2 separate regions of the Mus musculus genome follow, and region 1 is linked to region 2. The links are chromatin contacts, found by Hi-C in ENCODE. All regions are on one chromosome and are shown on one strand. Each heading gives the region's core, a stretch centred on a gene start or an enhancer-like site at or near the end of the contact. The rest is flanking DNA. Distances are from core to core; before and after follow the strand shown.

The links. Hi-C counts contacts between places; a loop is a spot of excess contacts on that map.
Region 1: a loop to region 2 is called in a map of heart, with 4 times the contacts of the local background. The contact joins the promoter of Med17 here to the promoter of Cwc15 in region 2. A Hi-C loop is called at or near these places in 2 of 37 maps with a recorded cell type or tissue (heart and regulatory T cell).

What each region holds. Positions count from the first base shown.
Region 1 is chr9:15,276,305-15,282,424 of GRCm38, forward strand. It overlaps Med17 (mediator complex subunit 17), which reads right to left and starts at 3,602. Exons shown (of 12, transcript NM_144933.2): 1 at 3,246-3,602; 2 at 1,253-1,419. The coding sequence starts at 3,489.
Region 2 is chr9:14,496,575-14,502,026 of GRCm38, forward strand. It overlaps Cwc15 (CWC15 spliceosome-associated protein), which reads left to right and starts at 4,045. Exons shown (of 7, transcript NM_023153.3): 1 at 4,045-4,207; 2 at 5,342-5,452. The coding sequence starts at 5,350. It overlaps Kdm4d (lysine (K)-specific demethylase 4D), which reads right to left and starts at 3,908. Exons shown (of 2, transcript NM_173433.2): 1 at 3,534-3,908.

The DNA.
Region 1 (6,120 bases), core at 2,352-4,851, 780 kb after region 2:
TGCCTGGCATCCCAGCCCCAGGGAAGGACAGCTCAGGAGGCTTGCTTGCCAGTCAATCTGGTCAACTAGTGAGCTTTACCTTCAGAAAGAGAAACTGACTCAAAACTATAAAAATTCAGAGAGAACTAAGAAAGCTACCTAAGGTAACCTCTGACTTCTACATCCTTCCATGCGCACACGCAAACACACACAAATATATACACAAAAACATGGTGAATAAATGTAGAAGAAAAATGAGCAGGTGGTGAAGTAAAATACCAGACTTTGAAAAAAATTTCCCTTGCAAAACTTTTTTTAAACAACAAAGTAACCTGTTTCTTGGCGAGTTTACAAAATCACCTTAAGCCAAATCACCATAGTGGCCCAGAAACTAGAACTCAGCAATCTACCACGTGGGGCAAACTAGGCCGGGGCCCTGTCCTTATCATCCCAGCGACCACCCTGTGCATGCCTTCCTGTGACACCCATACTTCACGTTAAATTCCAAAGCCCTGCTTGGATGCAGCCTATGCACAGAAACTAGCATGTACAGGGCACCACTCCACACTAAGCTTAGCACTGACCTAAGACCAAGTAGGTACCTCACTGTGACTGGTGTCAGCGCAGCACTGCATTAACTACACTCACTGAGGGAAACTGCTGAGAAGTGATGCAGACTGTGTGTACAGCCACCAGTTTTGTGTTTTATTGAGTAGCTATACTCCCAAATGACACGTCTTAACAAGTGCAAATTTTCTAACAGTAGAGTGTTTTCAAAAACAAAGCAAAAGGTTTTGCACAAGTTAAGTCTCACAAAAGGCCCCAACCACATTACTCTGAATTGGCACCACCTCGCCTGACCTCACCGACTAGCTGAGGTATGAACTGGTCAGGCCTGGGTAGTACCTGGATGCAGAGAAGCCACACTCATTCTGTATCTACATAAGGAGCCTGATTCAAAGATAATCCTCATCTGTGAAGTGCTCTTTCCTAACACTAATGATACTTTATTATGTGTACATGTGTGTATGAGCATATGAAGGGGTCAGAGGGGTGTCAGATCTCCTAGAGCTGGACTTACAGGCATGTTTAAGATGCCTGATGTGGGTACTACGAATCGTCATCTGCAACAACAATGTGTTCTTAATCACTGGGCCATTGCTCTAGCTTGTGGATTTAATTTTTCAACAAAGTAAAAGGGAACAAGATGCATACAACCAAATACTGGTCCTGGGACTTAAAGAAAAGATGTTCAGTTAAAAGGCACATGTACCTGTTTGGGAGGAAGAGCATCCTGAGAGACGGGGTCCAGAGTCATGAACTTTTTGTCCCTGACAATACTGAGGACATCATAGAGAACACACATCTCTGTAAGGGCACTTCGCAAATTGTTCCTCACAGAGTCCCAAGGCCACAAAGAAGGTTGGAATTTTACCAACCCTGAAAAACAGAAAAGAAAAGCAGAAACACATGTGTACTGGTTACACTGACTACAGAACAGAAGGTGGCTCTTTTAGAGGTTTAAAAGCGTGAAAAGGAGAAATGAGCTCTCCTCCAAACCACCTCTCCTTTACTTCCTTCTCATACGCTTTCTTCAACTGTTAACACTTAAGACTCCTCTTATGGCAAAACAAATGCCAGTCTAATTTCCACAGGCCAAAGCTGTCATCATATCTCAAGTAGGCACTCGAATCTTTCTAAACCTAGGGCTTCATTCATCCCAGATAAGCACTAAACTATATCCCCCATCCCCACAAAAGCCTTTAAAATAACCTGTTTCCTTCCAACATTTAGAACTTGAACTTCCAACATTCCTGAACTATAAAACAACAGGCAAAGCCCCAAATGGCCTACAACACCAGCATTACCATTGGCTGCACGAATAGACCTTCCCCCCACCCCACCCCCCCACCCCTGAGACAGGGTTTTGGGATTAAAGGCATGAGCCAACACTGCTCAGCTATACCTTTCTTTTAACCAATTTTTTTGTTTCGTTTTTGTTTTTGTTTCTCTGTGTAGCCCTGGCTGTCCCGGAACTCACTTTGTAGACCAGGCTGGCCTTGACCTCAGAAATCGGCCTGTCTCTCTGCCTCCCGAGTGCCCGGCTTCTTTTAATCAATTTTTAATAAATGCTCACTCTAAGGAGTTCATGATAAAGGATCAGGGAGTGAAAGTCAAAAGTTTTCTTTTAATCTTAGGCCTAACTCTCCTCCCTCCTGAGACATATCTCAACCCAGCATACAGGAACTAGTCACTCTTTCACACACCACAAGATATTTGGAAGCCAGGAGGCATGCCATTTAAGCCTGTCCCTTAATAGACAGGTCAAATGTTCCTAATGACATCAGTACTGGATCTTAATACATACCTGTGCTCTATAGTTCTTTCTGTGGGTGGGGGATTTCATGGATCAAATGTGATACACATTTAGAATTTTGCATTTAAAACTACTGAGCTGGCATGCCTTTCCAACACTGGATAATGACAATGTTGGGCTTGTTTAAGATTTAAAAAAAAAAAAAAAAAAAAAGATTTATTTATTTATTTAATGGATGTAAGTACAATGACGCTGTCTTCAGACACACCAGAAAGAAGGGGGCATCGGATTCCATTACAGATGGTTGTGAACCACCATGTGGTTGCTGGAAATTCAACTCAGGACCTCTGGAAGAGCAATCAGTACTCTTAACTGCTGGGCCATCTCTTCAGTCCCAGGTGTTTTAACTTTCTGTCAAATTTATGAAAACTACATTTAAATTTTTCTTTATTTATTGAGATGGTGTCTATTTGCTCATGTTTTTCATTAATCTGACTGCCTCTGCCTGGCGAATTACCACACTAAACACGAACATCCTCACTTAAACCGATTCTGTCACATCACTAAATCGAAAACTGTGGTTTCAAATTTTGGTTTTTTTTGATAATAAGGAGAATCCAAAGTCTAGTCTGGTTGCTTCTCCAAACTCCCCCTCTTCAGTTTTGTTTTCTTGTAATTCATTCACCTCAAAGTTTCAGTGGTCATTTTAAGTATCACCTGTTTCCACCTAAAATCACCCCCAAAAGCTTTCAGCTGTTCTTTATTAAAAAAAAAAAAAAAAAAAAAAAAAAAAGCGAATGCCTCTTCTCCTGGCCTGAACAGGACCCCGAGTCCCGACCGGGTCGGCCTTCCCACTGCTGTCAATACTTCTCAAGGCCACCCACCACAAAACACAGTTTACCCTAGGGGAGACCCTGGGATAGAACCAGCAACGAGGGCGAAGCCTCACCCTCCTCGTCGTCCTGGTCGGCTCCCGCGCCCCCCCAGTCCGGCGCATCGCCGTCAGGCCCTGCCGCCTCCTCCTCCTCAGAGCCAGAGCCCTGGCTGAAGTCGATGCGCTGTGCCAGGCGCGCCAGGTTCTGCGACATGGACAGCGGCTGCAGGTACGTCTCGGTGCCATCAAGGCCCACCTCCTGCACCTGCTTCTCGCAGGCCGACTCGATGCTGATGCGCACGGCTCGCACGCCCGACATGCTGGCGGCGGCCTGAGGGCGACTCGCCGGAGACTCAGAGTACAGCACCGACACGGAAGGCTGGAACAAGCTTCCCGCAAGCCCGACGCGGCGGCCGGGAGGAAGCAAACTACCCACTGCTGCCCCACAATCCTCCGCGCAGCGTCTCGCGGAACACTATGAGCATGCGCGAAGGGCCAGCTGCCCGGACATTTCCTGTAGGTTGCACGTGAGAGCCAGGAACTTCCGGCTGACCGGGCTCAGCCGCTGCAGTGCAAGTGGAGTGGGCTGGGTTTATGTAGATACGCTGGGCGTTGTAGTTTGTTTGTTTGTTTGTTTGTTTGTTTAATTGGTTGCTTGGTTTTTGAAATAGCTTTCTTGCTGGCCTGATTAATTTGTTGATTAGTTATTGAGACACGCAGCTTTTTTGTTAGTTGGTTAGTTATTTGATTTTTGAGACACGCAGCACACACACCAGCACTCCCGCTGATTCGGTCTGGGAGCCCGTCCGTGGGATGAGTCCACTCACTTTCCGGGTAGGTTTTCACTTCCTAGTTAAACCTCTCTGGGAACATACTCCCAGAGGTGTTTCCCCTAGGTGACTTTACATTCGTGAAGTTAACGATGAAGACGTACGTAAGGGCTTTACATTTATGTAAGCACTCACAAAGACTGTCGACGGTAGTTAACTATAATTCGCAGCTGTTTGAGTCTCTCTGTTGATGGAGCTGCCTCCAGCAAAGAAGACCGAGTCAAACAGCTAGCAGGACTACCATCCAAACTGCACCAGCTGTCTTAAACACTCCAAGAACACTCAGATATGCCTACACGAAAGATTGCAACTGATTGTCCTGGCCCAGTAAGCACAGCTTGGGCCAGGGCTTTGTGCAGACCTGTGACTGGTGGCTTAATGATAAATGGAGGACTATGCTATCTCTCCAGACATGCAGCCACCCTTACACGCATACACTCACACATTCACAGACATGTACACATATAAACAAAAGACACCGGTGTTTAGCCAAACAAATGGCTGTGATTGGCCCAAATACCCCGTCTTGGGTTGTATGAGCAGGCTACTCCTCAGGTGGTCCACCAAGAGGCACTCTCCTTTCCTCATGGTGTTAGGATGTCATGTCCAGCAATGTCTTTCACTGAGTGGCCTTTCTTACTTTCAGCCTGCAGGCTGCACCAGAAAAAGCAAGGAACATTAGCTGGTTGGCAACAGTGCCCCACAGCTTGATAGGTACTAACCCCTATACTTCTGTCCAGCCATTTCGTTTTCTGTTTGTTTGTTTTAAGAGTTTCTCTGTGTAGCCCTGGCTGTCTTGGAACTCACTCTGTAGACTAGGCTGGCCTTTGATACCACTTTGAGTCTAATCTTGGGCTCCTGAACAACCTTGCCTTGTCTAGAAATCATTTGTCAAGTCCTTGGGCCCTGGCTTCCCACAATGAAGTGTAGATGGAGGCGTTAGCATAGCTGTCTGACAGCTGAAGAATCTATAGCCTGCAGAAGCCTCTGACTTACTATTGACAATGTCCACAGGCCTGTATCCCGCTGGTAGTGCTGGTGCAGCCACTAAAGCTTTGGAGATTCCATCTCCTGGAGGAGATGCTTCCTGGGTGACCCTAGTTGGGCCCAGTGTTTAGAGTCGGAACAGCCCACCAGGTGCCCTGGCTCTCAAACACTTCTCTACAGTGCACCTCTCACCCTGCCCCCCAACACTGTCACCACTCATTGCTGTCTGACACGGAGGAGAACAAGCTTGCCTACCCAGGGTTTCCATCAGGGCAGAGCAGAGAGCACTTAGCCAGTTGAACACTGAAGAGTACCAATTCTTTCACTTGGCAGTCCAATGTCTGCAGGTAAACGTGTGTCTCCGTGTGTCTGTTCTTCCCATGCACGTGTAGGTGCCATGGAATTGCTGGCGCTGTAGTTACAGTCAGTTGGGAGCTGCCTGATGTGGGAGGCAGGGAATAGACTTGGGTCCTCTGGAAGACCTGCAAGCACTGCAGAGCCATCTTCCCAACTCCTGAGTCTACTTCTGATGCTTGACTGCAGGCGGCCTTTAATCCTACATTTGATAAATCAAGAGCACTCGAATGCTCCATTGATGTCTGGGGGAAATTCAAAGCTCGTGCAGGAACTAGTAAAGCCAGTCTCTCCTTATTTTGTCAGGCCATTTTTTTCAGACAGGCCTAGTAGCTCTCCTGATCTCTCTAGAAACCTTCCTTACATCATGATTAGCACCTTGTAGGTATGTGATTTCATTAGTCTTGATATTTGAATCAAACAAGGAAGTGAGTCCATCCTGTCAGTGTGGGACTCCACATGGAAAGAGAATTCTGTTTATGTTCCACCCCTGCTGTATTTCTCTTCATATAATATTTGTTTGGTTTCTTCAACTAAACATATCCCAGAAACTAGTGACATATCTAACATGATCACCCACCCAAAAATATTTACTGTGTGCTTATTTTGGCACTGTGCTCCAATGGTGAATTAATACCTCTCTCAGCTCCAGAGCGCAGGGTAAGTGAGAGGAGAGAATACTAGTTCTAAGCTGGGGTGACAAGTGGATCAAGCCCTTGTTGCACAAGGGTGAAGGTTGGAGTGGCAGCTCATATGCATTCCCAGTGCTCAAGGAGGTA
Region 2 (5,452 bases), core at 2,795-5,294:
GTACTGAGTATAAGACTTTTGTCTTCTAATCTGACATTTAGCTGCTGACTTTGTTCACATTTCCTACATATAACTTACTTATTTTGAGACAGAGTATCTCTACATAGCCATGGCTTTCCTGGAATTTACCATGTAGACCAGGCTGACTTCTAATTCAGAGATGCTTCTGCTTCCACCTCCCTAGTGCTGGGATTAAAGGCGTGCACCATCCAAGCCTGGCTCACGATTTTTTAAGACATGGTTCTGGACTCAGCCTTAGGTGTGCTAGGATCATAGGTATGGATCACCACACCCAGTTTAAATTTAAAGTCAATGTGATTTCTAAATCACAAAGCCATAGGATGGTCTGTCTTCATCAAACTGTCCTTCCAAACAGCAAGTACTATACTTTCTGAAATTTTCTTATGAGACTTTTAAGGGTTTTTTTTATTATTCCTTTTGAGTGCTGGAATACTGTTTTTCTGGAACCTTTGAGGGTGGAATTCATACATTTTCCCCTCCATAAAGTCAATTTCACAATCACAAGTATTACATATAACATCTTACCAAACTATACACTACTTTTGCTATGTTAAAAATGAAGGTGCATATAAAGCTGGTGTGATCTATAAGAGGATAAGAAAGAGCATGTGTCACTAAGGCTTTGGGAATAGGACCCACATTACTAGGAATCATCTCTAGTGACACATGGGAAATTAAGGTCAAAGCAACCTGACAGATAAGCCAAGCAAGAAATCCTTGTAAAGGGGATTCTATTTTCCAAAATTCAAAGACCATCTACTATAGGAATGGGGAGATGGTTCTGTTGAAGTGCTTGCTGTACAAGCAGAGGACTCAAGTTTTGACCCTAACAAAAGCTAGGTGTGGCAGAGAGCATCTGTCACATCCCAGGGATGGAAAGGCAGGCTTCTGGGTAGTCAATCTAGCCTAACCCAATAGACTGAGGTTTAGTGAGAGATTGTTTCCAACACTAAGGTAAAGAACCAAGGAAAACCCCAACATGACCTCTTGCCTCCATGTGCACACGCACCAACAGCTCACACACAAGGTCGTCTACAGGAAGATGGGGAGGGAAAAGGCTGATCCGAGAAGGAAAGGAGATGGCTAATTCTGCCAAATTGACTGGACCTAGAGTCAAGTAAGAGGTAAACTGACAGGACTACCTGTGAGGAATTTTCTTGATCAGATTATTTTATATTAATATTATATATTAAATACGAATAGCAGCTTCTGGTGGCAGCCAGATAAAAGGCAGCCCAAGGGAAAAGTCTGGGGTTTGCCTGCTTGTCTTCCACAGCACTGTCCAGTTCATCCCCCCTATTCTCAGGTTGCTGTCTAGTTAATCCACCCTGCTGCTACCATTTTTTTGTTATTGTTGATATCAGAATTCAGATTCTTCAGACTTCCAATGTGGAATGAAGACCAGTGGCTCTCAAGGAATGAATCCTCCAGGCACCAGAATGGGACAGTCTTAAACTGCGGAGACATGTAGTCTTGTGGACTGTGTGGCTTCTGAGTTCTCAATCATTCCAGAGTCAACATCTGTACTGTACCATGTACACCAATCCAGTAAATCCAGTCTACTCTTTATTCACTGTCAGCTCTGTTCCTCTGCGAACCTTAGCTAATACAGACATCTCCCCAACTTCATTTCTTTGTCTTAAGTGCTTTCACTGTTTAAGTCAAAAGCTTTATGGTATCATTTTATTATTTACAGGTACTTAAAAGTTAGGGGTTTTTTTATTTGTTTGTTTTGTTTTGCCTGTCTCATTAACACTTCCAGACTATTTTAATCAAATGCTTTTACTTTTGTGAACTAACTTTTTAATGCTAAACTGTAATGGCATCATCAAGTGTTAATTAATTAATAATTCAAAGTCAAATGGACTGTGGTGACTTATTGAGTTGATAAAGTCAGCTGGAATATAAAAAGTAAGCATTTCCTGTCACCATCTTGCCACTGCAATTTCATTCCTGTATTTATAACATGTTAGTCATTCACTTAACTAGTATTTACTCAAGCTCTGTCATGTATGGTGTACTGCTCTATATGTAGAGGCCACTAGTGAAGAGAGGCAGGGTTCCTGCTTTACTGGAATTTAGGTTCTAAGGTTAGTCAGACCGTAATAGTATTAGTAACAGCCAAATCTGACTCAACAAAGTCACTTGCTGAGATAGTTCTAAGCACTTTACAAAGTGATGTAATTACCATGGTAACAATAAAAATAAATCACCCTTACTTTTTGCACAAGGGATGGAAGATAGGAGAGGAAAGATAATTTGCCCAACTGTGCATAGCTAAGGAGGGCAGAACTGGGGTTAGAACCAAGAGAGCCTCATAGAAAATAGATACTTAGTCTCAATACTTTGCCTCTGACCACAAAGAAAAAAAGTGCATGAGGTAATATAAACAAAGAGTAAACCCAACTAGAGTTCAGCATTATGGAAATATAGAACTGGGTGCCATAAAGACACTTTTGCAAGGGAGGAAGTGGGGACCAGTAGAGATGTCAGGGGAAACCTCACAGAGGAAGCAGCACTAAGCTATGCCCTGAAGAACCGAGTTACAGGTGTCTTGGAGGCAGAGGTGAAGAACACAGTCCCAAGTCTTTAAAAACAGATGAATGCATGCCTGAACTTAAGTTGAAAGCCAGCCTGGGCTGCACTGTAAGAGCTTGGCTCAAAACTCAAATGAAACAATGGAATCCTGCCTTGTTGAAAGAAACAGAAATGTCCAGTTGAGTGTATCTTGAGTGTGGTGTGCCTGTGACTAAAGGCAGGCAGGAGGCAGACTGTGTAAGTAAAAGCAAGAGGCTGTTTTATCCTAAGTGTCAAAACCACTACCTGGTAATCTGAAAAAATCACTCTGTTTGTGCAAAACTAGGAAAGTCCCTATGAAAGCAATTACAAATCAAGAGGAAATGACAGTGGCCTGAAGGAGTGTGGTGACAAGCAAAGGAACTTCAGGGTAATTTTCACAATACTGGACAAGAGTGGCAGGTGAACAGGATGTGACGAGGGAAGGAAGAGGGTCTCCATCTTTGGGTTTGAGTCACTAATGTGAAAGCGGTGTCCTTTGTGTGAGGCTCAGGGCAAAAATATGAAGCTTTCACCTTCTACTTGGGGAGCGGGCACATTCGGGAGGGAGTGGGTTCTTTTCTAATTCTCTTTCTTCATTTAAAAGTTCCAAAGGAAGGACAGAAAAGAACGGAAATGTTCAATTTTAGGAGACCCTTCCACTTGAGATAAACTGGAGAACAGAATCCTCTTTACCGAGCATCGGCCGTCCCCAAGATCTCAATGATGGGGCACAAGACAACGTTGGCGAAGCCATCTTAATCCCATCTCGTGCTCCTCCTGGCAGTTAGGCCCACTGCTCCATAAATTGTCACTATCGTAAACGCTCACAAGCATCTCCCCTCACGCTACAACGCTTAATGCATATAGCTATATATCTATATATTTATATATCTTAACAAGCAATGCGACTATAACCCTTGCCTTCAAGGCTAGTGGTTTCGCAGGAATGGTACCTTTGGAAAGCTCGTGGCTGCCCCCGTACTTATTTGCGCCTTCTTCATATCCACTTAAGTGACAACTCTAGTCCCTAGGCTGCGGGGTCTACTGAGGAGCAGGAGCCGTTGGGTCGGTCAGTTGGCAAGCTCTCCTCACATCTCTCTTGCGAGACGCGGACCGGCTCCTGGCGCCTCCGTCCTCGCAGAACCGCAGCGAACGAGTCTGGGAGGGGGTCGGGAAAGGAAAAGACGCAAGAGAGATTAAGTAATTGGTTCGCAAAGGAAAAAAGATGATATTTGGGGTCGACTATGAAGCACCGGTTTCAAACGCCCGCCCCCTAAGCTGCCTTGGCTCCGCCCCTAGGCAACGTCATTCCATCTTTTTCCCGTGTCTTTGCTGATTGGTCACTGCGTCAGCCTGTGAGAGACGGTTTAAAAAAAAAAAAAAAAAAAACACACACACAACTCCGGAATTGCTTCCGGGTGTGGAGTTCGCATCTTCTCCACAGCCATTGGAAGTGCGAAGGTTTTGCTTCCGGGTCTCAACCGAGCCCCTGGTGTAAAAACTGGAAGCTCTGCATTTTGTTTCCGGTCTTGGGCCTGGCGCCCCCGGCGCCGAGATTTCTGGGAGCTAAGGGTCGCATTGGTTCATGAGTGAGTTTCGGAAGGTGCTGCGTAGGACCCCCGCCAGAGTGAGCAGCCGGGCATGGTGGTTTGTGGTTCTTGTGTGGGTGGCACCGGGGAGCCGAGTCGCCGCCGCAGCCCGTGACGATCGTACAGGCCGCGGTGCAGGGATGGTGGTCCGGAGCTGAAGCCGAGCCCGGGGCGGTCACCGGTGCAGCGCCTCAGACACTGAGAAAAGCAAAGGAGGGTGGGATGGGGAGAAACTCCCACTTCACACACGATCTGTGTGAGCAGCTGCTTAAGCTAACGGAGATTTAGTAGCCCTGCAGTTAGGCTGCAATTCTTATTTGACAGCTAAAAATGGCAAAGGTTCTCTTGTAGCCTAGGCTAGCTTCGAACTCCCGATTCTTTTGCTTTCACCTCCCAAGCTCTGGAATCACAGGAGTACCCCCATCATACCCAGTTCAGGATGGGTTCTTGATACTTGGTTGGGTGGAGTTCCGATTTTCTGAGCATCGCGGAAGTTACAGCCTTGATAAATGTTGTGGTAACTGCTTTAGAAGAAAATTGAGTCAACAAGATTCTGGGGTAATGGTTGCCCATGTAAATGTCACTGGGGACTTTAAACAAATTTTAACATAATAAGTTTGACTGTGACTTTAAAAGAAATTTGTTTTTTATTGGGTTCTTTGCTGTAGTGTGAGGTTTCTGGTAGAACAGCAAATCTTGGCCGGACAGTTACATTGTGAGATCCTATAATTAAAAAAAAAAAAAAAAAAGAATAAATTTTTTTTAAAAAAGAATAAAATAAAATCTCAGAGAAGCTAGTGCTAGTGGGATAACATTTTTTTAAGTCATTTATTTTAAAAGCTACACTACACTGTTGTGCAAGATCTGACATCATGTATGGGAATCTCATAATACTATAGAAATGTCGGCATTCCACAAATGACAGAAACGAGCTAGAAGACTTGCCCAGGGCTACCCAGCCAGAACAGAAGCACTAACTCAGATCTTCATAGTAGTTATTTATACTGAATAAGAGTTGCCTAGTAAACACCCTGAGTTTCATAATTCGGATTTTTAGGAACTTGTGTTGAAGCAAACTAAGCAATTTTGGGGAGTTTGAGAAGGATTTAAGAATAGATATTTTTGAGTTATCTGTAAAATGAAAGTATAACTTAAATTCACTTTTGCCGAAGACTAAAAGATGACAACAGCAGCCAGGCCAACTTTTGAACCTGCAAGAGGTGGGAGAGGAAAAGGAGAAGGGGATTTGAGCCAGCTCTCCAAGCAGTATTCAAGCAGAGATC